Linked DNA regions of Homo sapiens: regions 2, 3 and 4 are each linked to region 1. A link is a contact called in ENCODE Hi-C or POLR2A ChIA-PET data. All regions are on one chromosome and are shown on one strand. Each heading gives the region's core, a stretch centred on a gene start or an enhancer-like site at or near the end of the contact. The rest is flanking DNA. Distances are from core to core; before and after follow the strand shown.

What was found. Hi-C counts contacts between places; a loop is a spot of excess contacts on that map. ChIA-PET counts read pairs that join two places held with the same protein, here RNA polymerase II (POLR2A). Pooled maps may share reads with other maps.
Region 2: a map of naive thymus-derived CD4-positive, alpha-beta T cell shows a loop between it and region 1 (5-fold over the local background). The contact joins the promoter of N4BP2 here to the enhancer-like site in region 1. A Hi-C loop is called at or near these places in 1 of 168 maps with a recorded cell type or tissue (naive thymus-derived CD4-positive, alpha-beta T cell) and 7 of 50 pooled maps. POLR2A ChIA-PET finds 5 or more read pairs at or near these places in 1 of 52 experiments (activated CD4-positive, alpha-beta T cell).
Region 3: a pooled map shows a loop between it and region 1 (23-fold over the local background). The contact joins two enhancer-like sites. A Hi-C loop is called at or near these places in 3 of 37 single-sample maps with no recorded cell type and 8 of 50 pooled maps.
Region 4: a loop to region 1 is called in a pooled map, with 5 times the contacts of the local background. The contact joins the promoter of LIAS here to the enhancer-like site in region 1. A Hi-C loop is called at or near these places in 6 of 50 pooled maps. POLR2A ChIA-PET finds 5 or more read pairs at or near these places in 2 of 52 experiments (MCF 10A and common myeloid progenitor, CD34-positive).

What each region holds. Positions count from the first base shown.
Region 1 is chr4:38,130,669-38,134,509 of GRCh38, forward strand. TBC1D1 (TBC1 domain family member 1) reads left to right here. Exons shown (of 22, transcript NM_001396959.1): 21 at 2,416-2,589. Among named protein-coding and RNA genes, the nearest start is that of PTTG2, 170 kb to the left of the region's middle. RefSeq lists a silencer at 2,270-2,409. Within about 2 kb of position 1,748, at least 28 of the 41 ENCODE cell types and tissues checked have a DNase peak (open chromatin) inside an H3K27ac peak, as active enhancers do.
Region 2 is chr4:40,055,600-40,059,440 of GRCh38, forward strand. It overlaps N4BP2 (NEDD4 binding protein 2), which reads left to right and starts at 1,251. Exons shown (of 18, transcript NM_018177.6): 1 at 1,251-1,431. It also overlaps the pseudogene LOC344967. RefSeq lists silencers at 463-672, 1,013-1,472, 1,523-1,872 and enhancers at 2,063-2,112, 2,213-2,312.
Region 3 is chr4:36,321,078-36,324,918 of GRCh38, forward strand. All of the region lies in intron 8 of DTHD1 (death domain containing 1), which reads left to right. Among named protein-coding and RNA genes, the nearest start is that of DTHD1, 41 kb to the left of the region's middle. Within about 2 kb of position 1,999, at least 5 of the 41 ENCODE cell types and tissues checked have a DNase peak (open chromatin) inside an H3K27ac peak, as active enhancers do.
Region 4 is chr4:39,457,184-39,461,024 of GRCh38, forward strand. LIAS (lipoic acid synthetase) reads left to right here and starts at 1,873. Exons shown (of 11, transcript NM_006859.4): 1 at 1,873-1,979; 2 at 3,607-3,779. The coding sequence starts at 1,935. It overlaps RPL9 (ribosomal protein L9), which reads right to left and starts at 1,739. Exons shown (of 8, transcript NM_000661.5): 1 at 1,708-1,739; 2 at 1,211-1,257; 3 at 1,011-1,126; 4 at 403-498. The coding sequence starts at 1,256. RefSeq lists enhancers at 740-1,490, 1,686-1,980, 2,351-2,400 and a silencer at 1,921-1,970.

The DNA of each region.
Region 1 (3,841 bases), core at 498-2,997:
GAACGGCTTAGGCAAGACCCTGGGGGAGGTGGGCACTGCACTTGTCCAGCCTCAGGAGTGACTCAGACCAGAAATGAAAACACCTTAAAGTGTATATATCTTGTTTTCCTATCAACACCTAGTTTTTAATATTCGTCTGTTTTATTCATCTGAGACAACATACCAAAGGATTGGGTTTTTAATGTTAGGCCTTCCTGCTCTTTCTCTGGCTGAGAACTGCTCCTGGCAGTGGATCACTTGTGCTGTCTAAGTGTGCAAGGACAGGCGCCCCTCCCAATTCTTTTCTTTCCCCAAGTAATTAGCCCAAGGGCTGAAGCCCTCGTTCAGTGACCAGGGTTCTCCTTTGACCACCAGCCTCATATTGCCATGGTTTGGGGTAAATTCAGGGGCATAACTGCAGAATGAAGGGCCTAGGAGTCTTGGCAGTCAGGAGATCATCAGGCAATTAAGCAGAGATGATTGTGACCCAGGGTGGTTCCTAGGGATTAATGGAGGCCTGGAAGAGTTTATGGCTTTGGGTACTGCTGAGAGCCATTAACTTAACACAGAACATCAATCCGTAGGAAAAGCCAGAGGTTTTGTTCCCAGGCTTTCCAGGTTAGGAGATCACTTAAATCTTTGTGAAAGAAAAAAAGTAATAGTGTACATGACATTTATTCAGCACCATATTTATAATTATACATGAGTGCCAAACAATCTCAGTTTTAACATTTGTGGTTTTTACTGTTCAGACTATTCAGAAGTTCCATGACGTGGCATCCATTGATGATGGTTTTGCTGAGGTTGAAATGTGAGGGTTTTGTGGCAGGTGTGTGGAAGCAGATCCCTTAGCTAAGAGAGCGCCTGCTCAACCTGCCAGGCGTGTGCTGGGAACTTCCAGGAGTTGCCTCGTTTAATTCTCACAGCCATCCTGGGAGGTAGGCGCTGTCTGCCCCAGGTGGGAGGCCAGGAACTGTGGCTGAGAGAGGTTAAGTACCGAGCTCAAGTCATTCATAGAGTCGCCAGTGGAGCCGCAATTTTAAGGCTGACTCAAAGCCTCTGAGCCAGTTACCTCGGCTGTCAAATGGAGATAATAATCCCTGCTGACCTCACGGTCGCTCTGAAGGACAAAAGAGAATCAGTTCAATCCAGTAAACAATTCTCTCTCTCCCTCTTACTCCCCTCGCACACATGCACACACACCCCACAGATATAATGGATTTTAGTTTTTAGGCATCAAATGACTTTTGTGCCTTATTAATATTATCCACTGAATCAAAAACAGCAAGCTGAAAAATTCATCTCAAGGAAGAGAAAATAAGATTGTTGGGAATGGTGAGAAAGGAAACATGGTTTTTGAAAATTGATTCCAGGGAAGATAGGCTAGTTTGAATGCCAGTAGGGAGCCATCAGAAGAAGTAGTTTTACACTGATTTTTAACAATATTGGAGTTGCTTAAGGCAATGCAATAGAGAGGCAGTTTCTGCCCTTTTAAAGCCTGACTTCACTTTCTGAATGTGTGTTCTGATCTAGCAGGGTTTTTTTTTTTTTTCTTTTAAGATGGTCCCAGCTTGACTGCATTCTCAGATCCATCAGATAAACGTTAGGGCTTCACTGCTGTGCTGAGAGGCCCCAGCCCCTGGGGTTCTCTCATAGAAACAACTGGAAAGAAAGGAAATGCCTTGGGCAGCAGCAGCAGCAGCTGTCTTCTGATTCTGCTTTCCGCCCTGCCTTCCTTACCAAGAGAAAGTACAGACACGGACGGCTTGAGTCACTTAGGCACTTAGGAGTTGTTTTTCACACGTGTGGTGTTTTCGTCACCATTACTATTGTGGGAAAGAAGACAACTCAGGCATCGTTTCGTATTCACTCATCTGTGTGGGTGACATGTGGGTTTTGGCTCATTTCTGCATATTTGTGTGCAAAGGAGAGTTTTTTAGTAAACAGTCCCATTACTTAGCTGTTCTTGTAACTCTGAAAACCCAACTGAACTATAATTAAACTTTGACTTGGTGACTCTGCAAACAGGCTATGATTCTTTTGTTTCTTTTCTCCTTTTAACCCATAGTTGATGTATCTAACCTAACAGAATTTTCAGAGAAAAGAAGTGAAATAAGAACTAAAAATAAATTTTTATGTCTTTAAAAATGAGAGGTTTTTTTTTTTTTTTTGGCTTTTGGAAGGTGAGTATCAAAAACCTGTACTTAATGTTACCTTGGAATTATTTCTAGATGTTTCTTATATCCTTTTGTCCCAAGTAAAATTATTACCTTCTCAGTGCGTAGTTTTTCTTATTTATTACTTCTAGTACCAAGTGTAGAGCTAAGCGTAGAGGAGACGCTTCACAGGTGCGCATTGTCGTGATTGCAGACGCCTGCCTGTACTTGTGGGGTTTTTCTCAGTTTTAGTACGTGATGACTTTTCTTTCTATAACAGGTATTTGAAATGGACATCGCTAAACAGTTACAAGCTTATGAAGTTGAGTACCACGTCCTTCAAGAAGAACTTATCGATTCCTCTCCTCTCAGTGACAACCAAAGAATGGATAAATTAGAGAAAACCAACAGCAGCTTACGCAAACAGAACCTTGACCTCCTTGAACAGTTGCAGGTAGAGCATATTTATAAAGCAGCTTCCTGAATCACAAATATATGGTAGTTCATTAACTCACCAAAGGCAACAGCAGGCTGGGCTTTCCCATGACCAGAGGACCTTTCCCACCCTGATCTGTTTATAGTTGGGATCAAAGGTATCCCGGGAGAATGGGTCCTTTTTATTATGGAGCAGACAGATTGTCCTTTGCTAAGGTCAGGCAGTCCCAGAGCTTTCTGAGAGGCTGTTTCTGCACTTAACTCTTTTAGGGGACAGGCCCAGAGATGAACTTGGATTCAGGATGCCGTGGCCTGTTAGCTGAATGCCAGCCGTTGTCATTACTCAAAGAGAATCTAAGAGCTTTTAACTTCTATGAGCAAAACCAGCTAGGTCCACAGAGGGATGGTAAAGGAGGAAAGTAACACAGAAATAAATATAACAAACCAGAAGAGATGATAATTCTTTGTGAGTCCTTGGTGCATATACAAAGATTTGATTAATGAAGGTCTCAGTTCTCCCCTCTAGAAACTTCCATTTCAACACGGATATACTCAGGTGAGGACATACAGAAGAAAGACCAGTTGAGACTGTGCACGCAGGAGGGTGTGCAGAGCAAGCACTGAGGTGCAGCACGGAGACCAGAGCTGGCCAGGTCCAGCATCACCCCCACCCCCACATCACCCAGGCACACTGCCCAAAAGAACACCTAACTGCGGAGTGCAGCTCTTTTGTCAATCTGATGGCATGAAGCAACCATATGTTCTACTTTTTTCTACTTTTTTTAATGTCACAAGTGTGTAGCAGTGCTGTCCCTGTTAAGGAGTTGTTTTGAGGGTGTTTTTAAAAGTTGTTTTTGAGTGGCTGTGGATAAAAATACATATTTTTGCCGAAATTTTTATGGTGTTCCTGGGCTGTCCTGAGAATAAGTTCCATTCTGATCTAAGCCTCTGATTTTTCTTCATAGAAAGATGAGCTTTGCAGACACAAGCTTGGCAGCAAGGTGAGAAAGGCCAGCCTAGTGAGTCAAGCTATCTGAAATGCATTCCTCCCAGCGGGCATTCCATCCCAGCATACCCTATCAGATATGTGAAAGAGAGGAACCAAGACCGAATGCTATTCCTGCCCAGCCCTAATAACCACTCACATTCTGAAATTTAACTTCTTTTTTTCCCCTGAGATGTCCTAACTGAAAATATGCCTGTATACAATTTACCCTGGAAGTCTCAGCCATCACTCAAGGGAAGTCTCCAGAGGGTGAAGAGCCTGTCTG
Region 2 (3,841 bases), core at 1-2,500, 1.9 Mb after region 1:
CACTTTGTCATGAGGTTATTTCGCTTCTCTATTCTGGGAAAAACCACTGCAAGTGGAATGAAAAGTAACCGCAAAGGGAGGGGACGGAGGAAGTAAAAAACAGGCAAAACCACCACCACTACCATCACCACCACCACCACCAACCAGAAAGCAAAGGTGAAAAATTTGCGTACCCTGAAAACACTAAACATTTCACATCAGAACCCAGAACAAATAAACCAGGGAAAGCAGAGTTGAGAGAAAAAAAATGGTGCAGGCTTGGGGACGGACTCATACTACAGCGGTCGCAAGAGGGAAGAGCACGTCTTTGCTTTTTCTTGGCATCCGAAAACTCAAGCTCGAACTGGGGGCAAAGGCCAGCGGCTGCGGTTCCACCGGCTAAGGCGCACACATTCCCCGAGCTCAGACCGCACGCTGGCAGGGCCGATGGGGCTGGGCAGCCTCCCTCCACCCCGTGGCAGTCGCCTACCCCTTTGTCTCCCCGTGGGGCTCCGAGGCCGCGCGCCCGGAAGCCCCCCGCGGGAGGGCCGCGCGCGAGAAGGCGGGTTCCCGTGCCCGCCGCAGCGGCCACGGCCCTAGTCAGGCAATGCCGAGGCCGGTCGCTCGCCTCGCCGTCCCTCCCAACTTGCAGCCTGGACCCCGCGCGCGTCAGGGCTCGTCCCAGCTCTGCTTTCCTTTCTCCCCTCACCTCGCGAGGCCGACCTTGTGTTTGTTTTGTTTTTTGGGGCTCGGGAGAGTGCCGAGGGCTAGAAACAGCTGTGGTTTACCGCGCCGCTTATTTTGGCAAAAATTCCGGGCCTGTTGCAATGTTCCCCAGCGCCAAACAGCTCCCGCCTTCCCCCCAAGCAGAACCCGACACTCGAAGAAGGGCTTGCTCCTCCAGGGACCCCCTGATAAGAAAAGTGGGGACCACGGCCCGCTCTCGGGCGAGACTTGGGGGGTGGGCGACCGGAAGCAGCCGAACCGGCCGGGCAGGGCTTGCTCTCCAACGGGAGAGCGGGAGCGGGAGAGGTGGGAGCGCCCGCGGGCTCAAGTCCCCCGGGCCGCCGCGCCGAGGCGGAGCTCGGGGACGAAGCAGAGGTCGTGGCGGACAGCCGGCGGGCTTGGGGGGGGGCGGTGGGCGGCGATCCACCTGGGCGACGTGGCAGCCATTGCCGGCGCCTCGAGACCCCTCCCCACCCGGCCGCCCACCCGCCCTCTCGCGGCGGGCTTCTGCGCGGCTGCTCTTCCCCGGCCGGACGGAGAGCGGCAGTGTCTCCCCGCCGGGCGCGCTCGCCGTGTCTCCCCCGCGGCCGCAGCTGCTTGCTAGCCTTGCGCGGCGCGGGAGAGCGCAGTGGCGCCGGCGGGAAAGGGCTGCGGACCTGCGGCGCCGCGTTGTGCGTTCGACGACGCGGCACCGGCTTCGACGCCCTCTGCCCGCTCCAGAAGCAGGTAAAGGCGGCGGGTGGGAGGCAGGGAGGCGGGTCCAAGGTGAGGGCCCTGGAGGTTAGGGGTCCCGGGGCTCCGAGCCGAAGCGGAGGGCCTGAAGCAGCGGCGGGCGGCGCGGCGAATGAACCCCCAAGCCCTGAATGTGGGGCCCGGCGCGGGCCGCCTCCGATCTGACCCGCGGGCCCGGCTGCCCGGACGGAAGGGAAGTGAGGCGTCGGCGAGAGGCGGGCCCTGGCGCTCAGCCCGAGGCCGGGCGAAGGCGGGGGCCGCGGCCGCTTCCTTGGCCTCCGAGTGCCTGGCGGGCCTCCAGGCCCCAGACACACCCCTCTCGACCCCCCGAGGTTTCCTCCCAGATCTGTTCCCGCCGGGACCTGACCTTGCGCCCCTCCAGGCGCCTTAGGTGTTTGCCAGGCGGAGCCTTCTGGGAACTTCAGGCCACCTTCCTGAGCACATAGTCCTAGCAGAGCCGTTTATTTACTCAGTTCAAGTCCAGACACACAGCCACTCACACGTTCGGATTTTGGAGACTGCGGGGAGACTTTCCCCTCCCCGGCATTTGTGTGTCTTTGGCCCTCGTCCCGCCTCCCCTGCCCCCATCTGCAACTTTGTCCCTCAATGGGACCCTTCTAGAGCCCCTCTCTCATCGGGACTCTCTCTAAGCCGTCCGTTTGGAAATTCATCCTCAATAGAGTGAGTCATCTTAGCGGGGGCACAGTTTATCTCTCATGCGCTTTTGGTTAAAATAGTTTTTTTTTTCCCTCCGAAAGAGAGCTAGAGTAATAGAATGTAGATGACAGGTCAGTGTCAGTGTTGGCTTCAAAGGCTCTTCCTTTCGGCGGCAGTCTTTGTAACTAGGATCTGATATTTGTGGCACGGACAGGTTTGTACACATTCTCGCCATGCAGTGGTTGTAATGTCTCCATGGCACAGTTCTGGCTTGAAGGCAGGATTGGCTGCTTTTTCTACTCGACATCTTTGAGCCAATCAGCAAGGGCTGCTTGCCTGGAGACTGGTTAACTCAGTAAAGGTGGCCATTGGTTGAGCTCCTAGAAGAAAATCCTGGAGATGAACCTAGCCTCTCAGAAAACAATGACTGATTTGCAGCTGTATTAAAAAAATGTTTTCTTTTAATCCCAACATCAGCCTTTTCACTCCGTTTTTATTACTTCCAGTGTTTTTCTTTCAAACACCAGCTGTCTTTTGTAACTCGTTTTAACTCTCATCCTTTAATTTTAACTAAAAGACGCGCTTTAGGAAATGTAAACATCGTGTGTTCTGTGTTTTGATAAACGTGGTTCCATCTGCCTTTCTAACATTGTTTACTGCTAAAGGTCAGAAATAAACAGTTTTGAGTTTCGCTGCCAGGACCTTTTATTATTTAAGTGCCGTGCTAGGATGGGGGGTAGGAGCGAGGGGCTGTAGTGGTGGACATGGTGGGAAGAATAGGAAATAAATGGCTGCTCTTTTGCAAGGAGGCTACAATTTAGTTAATGAAAAAAGACTAACCTGTAAAACAATAAAGAATAAAGCAGTTGAAATCAGCACGCAGTACGTACGAATGCCAGTTTGTGTACTTGTTGACTTTAGTTAATTTGAAGGGGAGATAGAAGTACTGTATTTCATAGAAAAAGTGGGCTTAAGTTATGGTAGAGGCATGTTTTTTCCTTCATTAAAGTATATTAAAGTAGGCATAGTATCTTGTATGTACACAGTAGAAGCTAAATATTATCACTAGTTGCATGTTTTTTTTTTAGTATTTATTTTAAATCTAAATACTGTTACATAGTTGCATCTTATTTATTTATTTTTTTGAGACAAGGTCTGGCCGTATCGCCAAGGCTGGAGTGCAGTGGCACTATCTCAGCTCACTGCAACGTCTGCCTCCTGGGCTCAAGCCATCCTCCCACCTCGTCCCCTAGAGTAGCTGGGACTAGAGGCGAAAGCCACTACGCCCGGCTAATTTTTGTATTTTTTGTAGAGAGGAGGTTTCGCCATGTTGCCCAGGCTGGTCTCAAACCCCTGAGCTCAAGCAATCCAACTGCCTCCGCCTCCCAAAGTGCTGGGATTACAGGAGTGACCACCACGCCCGCCCGGCCGTTTTAAAACGCTGATTATTTTCCTTTTAAAATCTCCCTTTTCATCATGATTAGCCATGATTATGCATGTTTTTTGATATGCAAAGCAGCAACCATTTATTAGTTAATGAATTTCAGAAAAATAGCTATCTACCTTCTTTGCTTTCCTTTCAGCTTTTTATATGCAAAATCATATTGTAAGTCTTGGGAAGAATCAGTTGTCTATTAAATGCCTTTAGAAGTAGTTTATGTTAGGAATTTAAGAAGAGATTGAGCATTTTTTATGTATGTATGTATGTATGTATTTTGAGACAGAGCCTCACTCTGTCGCCCAGGCT
Region 3 (3,841 bases), core at 749-3,248, 1.8 Mb before region 1:
CTCTGTAGTTCATTCATTCATATATTAATTAATTCAACAAACAGTGTATCCCAAAGGCTCAACGTATAGTGGTGTCCTGGTATGTAGGGTCTCATTTTTCCCTTTCTTCTTTATAGCATGTTTTCAACTCATAGGCAGAGTTATCCCTTAAAGCAGGAGTCCCCAGTCTCTGGGCCATGAAATGGTAGCAGTTCGTGGTCTGTTAGGAACCAGGAGGTGAACGTTGGGCAAGTGAGCAATGCTTCATCTGTATTTACAGCCACTCTGCATTGCTTGCATTACTGCCTGAGCTCTGCTTCCTATCAGATCAGTGGCGGCATTTGATCCTTGTAGGAGTGCAAACCCTATTGTGAAATTCACCTGCCAGGGATCTAGGTTGTGTGCTTCTTACAAGAATCTAATGCCTGATAATCTGTCACTGTCTCCCATCACCCCCAGCTGGGAACTTCTAGTTGCAGGAAAACAAGCTCAAGGCTCCCGCTGATTCTACATTATGGTATATAATTATTTCATTATATATTACAATATAATAATAATAGAAATAAAGAGCACAATAAATTTAACTTGCCTGAATCATCCTGAAACCATCCCTCCAACATGGAAAAATGGTCTTCTACGAAACTGGTTCCTGGTGGCAAAATAGTTGGGGACTACTGCCTTAAAGCATTAGTCAAATCATCTCATGCCTCTGCCCCAAACCCTTCAGTGGCTCCCAGCTTCCATCAGAATAAAGGCTCTGTGTGAACTTGGCCCTCACTGACTCCAAGGCATTCTCTGCTCTACTCGCCTCCTCACTTATTCAACCACAGTGACCCTCTTGAGTTTTTGGAATATGCCACACCTGCTTCTGCTTTAGGTCTTTGTGTTAGTGATTCCCCTTGCTGGAATGTTCTTCCATCAGATATCTGCATGTCTGTTACCCTTACCTCCTTCAGTTCTTTGCTGAAACTTCACCTTCTCTCTGTGGTTTACCCTGACTCTAACATTGCAATCTACTCTTACCCTGCAACCTGACATTCCTAATCCTCTTTAATCTGCCCTATTTTTTCCCTCTAAGTCATTTCTCCGTTTTTACATGTGTTTCTTCATTTGTACATTTCTTGCAGAAAAACCCTCTCTTCCATAACTAGAAAGTAAGCTCTGTGAAGACGGGGAACATTTTTTGTTCACTGCCAAATCACAAGTACCTAGAATGGTGTCAGGCATAAGTTAGATGCTCAATAAACATGAGTGAATGGGTATATATAAATAGAACTTGCATTTTATGGACCAAAAATGTGAGGAGGACAGTGAGAAGTGCCAAGGAAGAAAATAAATTAGCATTAGAAGATGGACAGAATTGGTGGTGTGAGTTGGTAGGTGGGATAGCTAGGGAAGACCTCACTGTGGAGGGGACTACCGAGCTGAGGAGCAACCGGAGACCAGAACCTTCCTGTATGGCCAGGAGAGCATCCAAGTGGGAGACGCAGCAAGTTCCAAGACTCCGAGACGGGCACGCATTTCAAGTCAAGGACTCGAAGGAAGGCTGTGATGGTCAGTGCGCATGTGAGGGCCACAGAAAGATGATGAGGTTTGTAAGATAGTAAGCGTCCTGGTGATACTTCATATTCTATATAATCTTCTGAAAATGATCCCACAAACAATATATTTGAAAATATGTGGCTGAAAAGAATAATGATTCACCACTAAATCTTTCTGAAGTTGTGCCTCAGCCTTTCTCCTTTCACAAAATGTTCAAGTAAATTCAGTTCACACTGCACATAATTGTATTTTGGCAGAAACAAGGCAAGTTTCAAAAAACTCTCAAAGGTTTTTTAGATGGAAGGGAGTGGAGAGAATATTTTGTGCATGTGTGCGTGCGTCTGAAGTCACGCCAGATAGGTGACTATATGCCATTTGCTTATTTGTGCTAACTTGGGTTGTGACTGCTTTTGACTCCTTCCTCCTACTTAGAGGTTTTGTTTTGAAGGAAAGAAGGGCTCCAGATCTGACTGCTGTCACCTATTCGAGGCTGGAGTTTCCCAGTAAAACCTAACCCACACATTTACGTAAGCCATCTGTTGACCCAAGTTTTGCTTAGCCTGAACTTCCTGGATTATTATTTTTTTAAACTGAACTCCTGACATGTGATTTCTAGTAAATAATGATACTGCTTCAACACTTTCTTTCTCACCACATTAAATAACTTGCTGTGTCAAAGGGAGGAAGCAGGCAGATGGCAGTGCAAGAATCAGTTCGTCAGAATCGCCACTTTCACCACTTTGGATTTCATTACCATCTCACTGCTCTGCTAGGGATAATGTTGTTCCTATATTATTTTTTCCACCAATATGAAATACCAAAGCAATTTTGACTAGATAAATGAGATGATTCTGAACCATTAAAAAATGTTTACATCCAAAAGCATTTTAATTCTACTCAGACTTCTCAGTTGCAGTAATTTTACAAAATTATATTAGGGTTGAAGGATCAAATGGAACTTATTATGTTATTGCTAGGTATTTTAAAAAGCAGATTGAAAGAGCACATTAGAAGAAATTCCTATAAGAAAAATCAGGATTTTGTTTTGTTTTGCTTTGTTCTTGCTGTGGTTTTTGAGGGAATAGTGCCCACATTGTGATTGTTAAGTTTTCCATAACTTAGTGTCATGCTTTCTATACTAGAGTTAATTCCAGTAACATGTTTGGTGCATCATGTCCCTTCCCCTATCAATTACAGAAGAAAGCCACTAGGTTCTTGGTAAGTAGAAATATTATGTTAATTTTTTAACCTCTAAAAGTTTCCAAAATCTTCTCACTCTTTCCAATGAGAAGGATGGATGGAGAAGGGAGAACTCTGGCACTCCATGCATCTCCCTTACATGTTATCCTCATGTCTGCAGTTCCACTTTCCTACAGGCAACCAGAATGACCTTCAAAGCCACAATTTTGACCATGTCACTAAGAGGAACATGAGGGGAAAATGAACAAAGCTGGTTTAGTCAGAAACAGGATCCTGTGTTCTTTTTTGGAAAGTACTTTGACAACCAGTTTAATGAGAAGAGATTATTTCCCTTCTCCTCCCCCCCATTCCTTTCTCTTGTTCCCTTTCCCTTTTCTTTTTCCTTTCCCCTCCACTCTCCTCCCCTTATCTCTTCCTCTGCACCTTCTTTTTCCTGTCCCTTCTCCCCTTTCTCCTTCTCTGGCCCCTCTCAACGCCTCCCTCCTCCTTCCTCCTTCAACTCTTGGCTTTAAAAGATAAGGTTTTCTCTGTTTAGAGGGCAGTATAACTAAACAGGAATTGGGCACTGTATCGTTATAGGGCTTTTGATTTTTCTTTTACAAAGGAAGCACAGATATTCCTGCCTATCTAAATAAATTTGATAATTAAAATTTCATTGATGTGTTTGCACTTATTCTCTTAAAACTGTAACATTTAATAAGTAAAAAGTTATGCTCATTAACTCAAACAGATTTTAGTTTATGAACTTCAACTGTTTTTGTTTTTATTTTTTCTTCTGTAGATGTATTATATCAGTCAACACGTTAATTTAGCAACCACAAAATCCCTAATATATACAAGATATTCTGTAAGGCCTAAAAGTGATAATAATAATAGTAGAAGCCAAAATTCTAGCTTTCAAGGAGATTACAGTCCAGTTTAGGAAATAAAGTATAAAACTTTAAAAGTTATAAAACAAAGCAAGAGATAAATAATAATTGAATACAACAATACAGCAATAGCAAAAGGCAGGAACTGATTGTTAATTGCAAATGAATAGTAAGATGTTAAATGCTAGGGCATTTCAGAGAAGGGGGTGAACGCTGTGGACTGAGGTGACTTGCGGGTGCTTCAGGGAGCA
Region 4 (3,841 bases), core at 623-3,122, 1.3 Mb after region 1:
TTAAAGAATTCGGAAGGTATGAAAATTCATCATTAGCCTACTTTTTAAAAGTTGTACCCATCTAGCCATGCATGGTGGCTCATGCCTGCAATCCCAGTACTATGGGAGGCCAAGGTGGGAGGATCACTTGAGCTCAGCCTGGACAAAATAGCGAGACCCCAGCCTTGATTAAAAAAAAAAAAAACCCAACAACAGAAAAAAACAAACATGTTGTACCCATCTGGTCTTTGCTCTCAGCTCTATCGCTTAAAGACCCACAGATGCCTATTTTTGCCAAGTTCTTGCGTATTACACCAAATAAAATACATGACCCATTCTCTGAAAGAGACACTTACGCTGTATAAAGCACAGGTTTGAGAAACCTCCCTTTCCAAAACAAGGAAGTCTGATACATCTGCTTACCAGTGTAACACCCTTGATCATGTTCTGTACATGACTACAAATAGTCCGAACGGTAGCCAGTTCCTTTCTGTTACCCCACCATTTGTCAACCCGGAGCTGTAACAGAACAAAAAATGTATTCTTTCCAGAAATATGCAGGCTTAAAAGACAACAGACCACTTACCGAATTACTTTAAGATTCTAGAATTAACCCTTATCAAAGCACATGGTTTTCAACTGGAAAAATCCAACCACCTATAAAACCTCCCAACAGTTAAGCTTTGTAGAAGTTGCAACAAACTTCCCTTCTGGAAAATTAAATCATCAGGTTTAAATGACCTACTGCCGGTTCCTGTGATTTTTACAAAGCAATCACTAGGAAAATAAACCAAACTTCTAACACCATTAAGACGTGTCACTGATGACCACTATTACATTTGAGCTTTATATAATTGGCTGTGTTCAGAATCTGGTTTTTCAATTTCACTGAACAGGCTGGTATTCTGGACAGCAACATTTAAAGCTGAAGCACTGAACCTTAATTCGAAAATTGTTAAAGCAACCAAATGTGATGCTGTTATAAACCACCTTCCAACGAGCAACTGAATTATCAGAAGAAAAACCCTCACCCTCTTTTTTTTCTTTCCAAGAAGGCTGAGTTCTACATTGATGTGATTGAAGTCCCTCCGCAGGGTTCCTCTGGGGCCCTTCACGATAACTGTGCGTCCCTTCAGAGTAATGTCGACTAGAAGAGAGAACACACTCGTCAGGCCACACAACGCTTGGAACGTGCAGTAAAGATGTAAGTAAAAGACATCAAGTCTCATACCATTTTCTGGAATGTCGACAGTCTGATTGCTGAGAATAGTCTTCATTCTGAAACACAAACACTGGGGGTGAGGCCGACGCAAGGCCCGTTTTTCCACCAAACTACGCCGCACAGAGCTCCACTCCTACTGGAGACTGCCAGGCGGAAGTTCCAGACAAGATGTCGGAGGACGGGAGACCGACAGCGGGCCCCAGTGTGTCCCAGCCTGGAAGGAGCAGCCCCAAAGCGAGAATTACGAGGCCCAGCAGTCGAACTCCCACTCAGCCCAACCCTGGAAGTCCTATGCGGGCGGTGCCATCCCGGCAAGACTGAGGGGCGGGAATAGGCCAAAAAGCCCACAACAGGATTCGCATCTGGCGCCGCCAGGCTCATATGGCGCTTGCCGAGCTGGGGGACAAACAGGACAAGGTTCCGAGAGTGGGAGCCGCGCCGCAGCCTTTCCCAGAGCAGATGGTTTCAGATTCCCAGTACCCCCACGAGCACAGAAACATCCTTACCTCGCAGTAGACGCAGCAAAGAAAGAACGTCTGTCGTCATTACGTACTTGTATCGCGTAAGGGGCCTGCGTATTGCGTCATGAGTGCGCGACGCACGTAAGGCTAAAGCAGCCAATCGTGGAGCAGCTTGGCTGCTTGTCATAAATGGAGCGACGTAATTTCGACCTGTCCTTTCCCGGGAGTTAGCGATCCCTCAACCCCTGCACTGCGCTAGTCCTAAAGAGGAAATGTCTCTACGCTGCGGGGATGCAGCCCGCACCCTGGGGCCCCGGGTGAGCGGCGGGGCGAACGGGTTTGGGCGTGGGGTGGGGGGATCCTATCCCTTCAGAGCGCCCATGCCCAATAATAAAGGCCAGTGCATTTACTGAACATTTACTACTAGCCAACGGCAGTTTTAAACGTTTTTCGTGTAATCTCATGTAATTATCCCGCCAGCCCCATGATATAGAGTCTCTGGCATCAGTTTGTTTGCAAGTCTCTCTGGGCCAGCACCGAGGACTTATTTTCTGCTTAGAGTGGTTTGTACCCTATATTTATGGAGCACTGCAGTGAGCACCCCACATAGCTATTCTGTCTTGGACTCTTACTGTGTGTGAGACACCACTCTAGCCGCAGAGAACACAAACCTGTCCGCTAGGCTTCAGCGGCAGACATTGAGAAGTGCAGTAGCAATCGTGCAACACCCTAACAGGCACTCTTTGAGTTGTCGAAGGTTCTTTTGAGATACATGTGCAGACTCGTGGATTTTGTAGTGTTTTGGCTATCTCATACACGTTTGTGTTCAGATGTAAAAGCCGAATACCATGATTTCTTATGTTCTTGACTGCCACGTTCAAACACAGAAACAATGTAACCTAGAAAGTAAAAACGTTCATCCTGGCCAACATGGTGAAACCCCGCCTCTATTAAAAATACAAAAATTAGCTGAGCGTGGTGGCGTGCGCCTGTAGTCCCAGCTACTCGCCAGGCTGAGGCAGGAGAATCGCTTGAACCCGCGAGGCGGAGGTTGCAGTGAGCCGAGATCGCGCAACTGCACTCCAACCTGGGCGACAGAGCGAGACTCCATCTCAAAAAAAAAAAAAGAAAAAGAAAGTAAAAACGTTAGGCTTGGTTTTAACCTTCCAGTTGTCTGAAACTAATTGGGCATTATTAACCTACGTTTCAACAATTATTCAAAGCTCGAGAGATTTATTGCACACTTCACTTTAAACGCCCCTGATTCAAGTCAGGACCAGAACAGTTTTAAACTGTGGCACCTTCTTCAGTTATTGCAGTTCAATCTTGTTGAAAGACAAACATCTAGTTCCTGGTAGGTGGAGTACATGAAAGTGTGATATATGTTAGTTCCAGAGATTTTCGGGCCGGGTGCGGTGGCTTACGCCTGTAATCCCAGCACTTTGGGAGGCCGAGGCAGGTGGATCACCTGAGGTCAGGAGATCGAGACCATCCTGGCTAACATGGTGAAACCCTGTCTCTACTAAAAATACAAAAAAATTAGCCGGGCGTGGTGGCGGGCGCCTGTAGTCCCAGCTACTCAGGAGGCTGAGGCAGGAGAATGGCGTGAACCCGGGAGGCGGAGCTTGCGGTGAGCCAAGATTGCGCCACTGCACTCCAGCCTGGGCAACAGAGCAAGACTCCGTCTCAAAAAAAAAAAAAAAAAAACAGATTTCCAAATCTATTCTAAACTCAGTAGTAAACAGTCAACTCTTACTCTCTTTTAGGTTTGGTTCCTTCAGTCATCTTTTATATTCTAATGCCCTAGAATACTAGAGCTCCTAGTTTGACATAATTTCTGAATCACTTTTTTGGCTTTACCCTTCCGTTTAGGTGTTATGATGGGTTAAAACTAAATTATTACGGACTCCACTAAATAAACGTCATAATTAACTCTTTCTTTAGGTATTTGGGAGATATTTTTGCAGCCCAGTCAGACCGTTAAGCTCCTTGCCAGATAAAAAAAAGGAACTCCTACAGAATGGACCAGACCTTCAAGATTTTGTATCTGGTGATCTTGCAGACAGGAGCACCTGGGATGAATATAAAGGAAACCTAAAACGCCAGAAAGGAGAAAGGTAATTGAAAATTTGAGATAATTTTAACGTCCCGTTCCTTTATTGTGCATTATTTTCAGATA